Regions from separate parts of the Homo sapiens genome. Here region 1 is linked to region 2. Evidence: read pairs that join two places in POLR2A ChIA-PET (ENCODE). Cell type or tissue: K562. All regions are shown on one strand.

What was found. ChIA-PET counts read pairs that join two places held together with the same protein. Peaks named below come from ENCODE experiments on the same cell type or tissue, not always from the same donor. Only the 100,000 strongest peaks of a DNase experiment are listed, where the experiment ranks them.
Region 1: POLR2A ChIA-PET joins it to region 2 with 5 read pairs; 16 of 35 experiments call an interaction of 5 or more read pairs at or near these places.

Annotation. Positions count from the first base shown.
Region 1 is chr2:74,125,741-74,128,240 of GRCh38, reverse strand. It overlaps a transcript of TET3 not described here. Among named protein-coding and RNA genes, the nearest start is that of BOLA3, 21 kb to the left of the region's middle. In K562, no CTCF peak of the experiment used is centred here; no DNase peak of the experiment used is centred here.
Region 2 is chr2:74,204,802-74,207,301 of GRCh38, reverse strand. It overlaps MTHFD2 (methylenetetrahydrofolate dehydrogenase (NADP+ dependent) 2, methenyltetrahydrofolate cyclohydrolase), which reads right to left. Exons shown (of 8, transcript NM_006636.4): 2 at 1,413-1,597. Among named protein-coding and RNA genes, the nearest start is that of MTHFD2, 7.4 kb to the right of the region's middle. RefSeq lists enhancers at 835-934, 465-1,044. In K562, no CTCF peak of the experiment used is centred here; a DNase peak (open chromatin) is centred at 951.

The DNA.
Region 1 (2,500 bases), 79 kb after region 2:
CATCTTGGCAAACATTAAATAATCACATTTCAGAAACTACACCAAGCGAAAAAAAAAATGCCTTGAGTTATGGACATCAGGAAGCAGTAGCTTTGCACAAAAAGGATGGGTTTAAGGAGAACACTGTTTGAGGTGAGGTTTGGTAGATTTACAAACAAGGTTAGAGAAGGCTTCTATACACACATTATTAACCTGTGACATTAAATATATCTCTAAAACTTTATAACTTTTCCTTTTATTTAACAGAACTGTTGGAAGAAAACAAACAATATTTTGACTAGAAATGGAAATTCCTGATGCTTTGGGAATTGTTTCAGTACTTTTTCTAATACTTTAGGCATTGACTAGAAGAACTGAGACTAGAAAATACTCTTGCCTGTTTAGTCAGTATCACGTATCTTCATCTGTTTGTTGTCGCTGCTGAAGCACACACTTAAAATAATCATCATACATTTATGCACACAACCCCTTCTCCCGTGCCCTATACAAACCTATTAAGCTATTTTTCCGAATCAAATTTGCACAACTTTAAAGAAAAAAAAAAAACCTCACAGAATAATGTGTTTTTCAAGGCAGGCATTTTAAAAGCTAATCCCAACTTGCCCCGTTTTAGGCTTTTACAGTGTTTAACTTGCTTTCTTGGGTAGTTAGTCTGGAAATGAGTTCATCATCTGATATAGGATGGCTGGATTTTAATATTTTCTGTCTCCAATTCGTTTGGTTAAATGCCTAAAGCTGGTAGTCTACTAGTGCTGAAGGAAGAGGGGAAGCATTTATGGCTCATTAGAACCAATCCCCATGGTTTCCAGGTCAGCTGATTTTCTCACTACAATACTTAACAGCAAGATGAGAGGCTTTATTAACATCATGTCAATAAAGCCATTAATAATTCAGAAGAAATTTTAATTACAAACTTAAAAGAATTACATAGTTGTAAATTAGTCTGTCACTAAGTAAAGACTACTACATTTCACTTTGGGAGACCTTGTAAAATGTAAGCTAACTCATTGCTGGAACCTTGAAACAGAGGTCATCCGGATCAACAAGCATGAGTCCGTCCCTTCTGCCAGCTTCTGATCCCCTCATTTGAGTTTATGAGATGAGCCAATAATGAATGTAGAGGCAAGCAGCTCATTTTTCTACCTAAAACTAAGTCTCAGCCTGACACTTTTCTTCTGACCCAGTTACAGCTGCTTCTCTGGTGTGTGCTTCAATCCTCTTCACTGGGCACCATTAAACACTGGACTTGGTAGCTGTCTATGCATGTGACCAATTTCACTATCCATCTTCTGGCTTCAGTGCCAATTTTAAGAATGCTAATTCCTACGTGGCCAGATTTCTATAAAGATGGCAAATTATTTTATTCTGGCTAAAATTAATCATATTATTAATATTTTCTAAAGTTAGCGTTTACATTTACTGCTTTAAAAAAATTCCAGGCTGGGTGTGGTGGCTCACGCCTGTAATCCCAGCACTTTGGGAGGCCGAGGCAGGTGGATCATGAGGTCAGGAGATTGAGACCATGCTGGCTAACACGATGAAACCCCGTCTCTACTGAAAAAATACAAAAAATTAGCCGGGAGTGGTGGCGGGTGCCTGTAGTCCCAGCTACGTGGGACACTGAGGCAGGAGAATGGTGTGAACCCGGGAGGCGGAGCTTGCAGTGAGCAGAGATGCACCACTGCACTCCAGCCTGGGTGACAGAGCAAGACTCCATCTCAAAAAAAAAAAAAAAAAAAATCCAGCAAATATAAAATTTAGGCCTAAAAGATGCCAATGATTTAAAACTCTACACAGATCTAAGATCAATGCCTATGTATGAGTGTAGCTACTGCCACGAGGCATTCTACTCATAGCCAGCCTAGGAAAGTGTGAGCTGAATACAGGTCCTATGCCAAAAAACCTCTGCCTGAAACAGAACTACAGACGTGAGAAGCATTAATAGATGTGCACTGTATTTATATAAGCTTCTCTTTTCAGCATTAAAACAGCTGATCTACTGTGTCAATCTGGTAGAGATCAGTTGGTGCCATATATAAAAACCAACAGGTTAACTGACCAAATTTCTCCAGATTTCAATTGGCTCTATGGGATCAAATAGACATGATAGGTTAATTATGATGAAAACAATAATCTTAACCATGTTTAAGAAAAAATACAAAATTTTAGTGCAAGTACTTATTTACTTCTGTACTCAAAAAGGGTGAGAATCCCAGCTACTCAGAGGCTGAGGTGGTTGGATCACCTGAGCCACAAGTTCAAGACCAGCCTGGACAATATAGCAAGACCCTTGCCTCAAAGAAAATTGAGATTTTAAATTTTGTTTGTGATTTTCTCTAAGTGAATAATGGTAAAATTTAACAAACTAGCATAGTTCAATTTACTGAGCTACAAAGTATAACATTCAGCTGGGCATGGTGGCTCATGCCTGTAATCCCAACACTTTAGGGGGCTGAGGCAAGAGGATTGCTTGAGGCTAGGGGTTTGAGACCAGCCTGGG
Region 2 (2,500 bases):
AAAAAATTAGCCAGGCTTGGTGGAACGCGCCTGTAGTCCCAGCTACTTGGGAGGCTGAGGCAGGAGAATCGCTTGAACCTGGGAGGCGGGGGTTGCAGTGAGCTGAGATCGCACCACTGCATTCCAGCCTGCGCAACAGAGCGAGACTCCGTCTCTAAATAAATAAATAAATAAATAAGCGAGCTAATAATACAGCCAGTCTTTCTGGTTCCAAAATCCATGTTCTTTTTTTCTGCACCACACTACCTCCCAATGTCTTAAAATGCCATGGCTTGGCCAGGCACAGTGGCTCACGCCTGTAATCCCAGCACTTTGGGAGGCTGAGGCAGGCGCAGATCACCTGAGGCAGGTGGATCACCTAAGGTCGGGAGTTCGACACCAGCCTGACCAACATGGAGAAACCCCATCTCTACTAAAAATACAAAATTCGCCAGGCATGGTGGCCCATGCCTATAATCCCAGCTACTCGGTAGGCTGAGGCAGGAGAATTACTTGAACCCGGGAGGCGGAGGTTGCGGAGAGCCGAGATCACGCCGTTGCACTCCAGCCTGGGCAACAAGAGCGAAATGCCGTCTCAAAAAACAAAACAAAATGCCATGGCTTGCCATTATCTAGAGGTTTCTAAAGGCTTTCAATTAAAAGAGCAGGAGGCCTCACTCCTCAATAATAAAGAACAGAGAAAACCACAGGCTTACAGGCCAGTAACCCCACCCAGCCACGCGAGTGGTTTCACAGCCCTTCGAAGGAAAGGCCACCTGCTGCTCAGACCACAGGCCCACAGATGGGCAGGCAGAGGCATATCTGAGCCTGCCCACCCACCTCTTGTCCACAGAGACACAGTAATCTGTGGTACCGTGAGACCTAGAACACAAACCCCATCATCCAGACCTGAACTGCTTCTAAACTGCATGTTTGGCTTTAGAACCAATCGGTGAAGAACTTGAAAGCTATTTCCCAGAAGTCAGAGTCATTTCCTTCAAATCTACGACTGTGTTCCTGACCTCATCACTGAGGTCACCTAATACTGTATTGCTCAATCATGCCCCCTAAGCCTCTAAGGCTTTAAGCTGCAAACACTCAAACACCTCCACTGGAGACCCATTATTGCTCAAGGAAAGCAAATGTAAAATGCATTCAGGGTCACCTATCAAATATAAAGACTAAGAACAGAATGTAGCTTATATTCTTTCCAGAAGCCACAGAGAATACCAACCAGTATCTCCTGTCCTACTGTATAAACCCCGAAAGATATAGTCTGATTTCCTATGACAAAGTTTTGGGATACAGTTCAATCACATTAGCCTCCTCTGCTTGGGTTTCCTAATCAGAAAAAAGAAATCATAAATTAGAATGGACTTTGCCTCATATAAACCTCAACTGAACCGCAGTCGAGGTCTCAGAAGGACACATACCCACAACTGCAGCTGCCCTGGTTTTGTTGAGGACATAGGAGTGACTTGCAGGATTCTCGCCAACCAGGATCACACTCAGGTGTGGCCGTTTGTTGCCTGAGGCCACCCACTCTTCTACCTCCTGCCGCACTTCCTGCTTGATCTGCTGGGCCAGTTTCCTTCCAGAAATGACAACAGCTTCATTTCTGCAGAAGGCAACAGAGTCACAAAACCAAATAACTTGAATTTTTATAAAAACTAAAACTCTGCCAGGTGTAGTGGCTTATGCCTGTAATCCCAGCACTTCGGGAGGCCGGGGCAGGAGGATGGCTTGAGCCCAGGAGTTTGAGACTGGCCTGGGCAACATGGCAAAACCCTGTCTCTGCTAAATAAATAAATAAATGAATGAATATATCCAGCTACATATGGAGGGGGATAAAGTTGATAGAAATCATTATTATCATTAATTTGAAGCTCAGGGAGTTTAAGTGACTGACAGCGCTTGGTCAAGCTGAGTCTCACATCAGTCTGGGCTCTTAACTGCTACACCACCCTGCGCCCTGATCATTACTAAGTGTTTTACAGTTTTAATTTGCAATTGTTTGACCCCTCACCATGAGGTTAAATAGTTTTTCTTATCTGCTTATATGCCATTTGTAGTTCGTGTTTTGTCCCTGTTGTTAGCAGCCAGGCATGTATTTCAAATCATTTCCCAGTCAACTGACTTCATTTTTATGGTGGTTTAAATCGATAAATTATATTCTGTAGTTGAATAAACAAACAATATAGGCCGGGCACGATGGCTCACGTTTGTAATCCCAGCACTTTGGGAGGCCGAGGAGGGCAGATCACAAGGTAAGGAGTTCGAGACCAGCCTGGCCAACACATGAAACCCTGTCTCTACTAAAAATACAAAAATTAGCTGGGCGTAGTGGTGGGCTCCTGTAATCCCAGCTACTCAGGTGGCTGAGGCAGGAGAATCACTTGAAACCAGGAGGCAGAGGTTGCGGTGAGCTGAGATTGTGCCACTGCACTCCAGCCTCGGTGACAGAGCTAGACTCCGTCTCAAAAATAAACAAACAAACAAACAACATACTGGACAGGTCAAA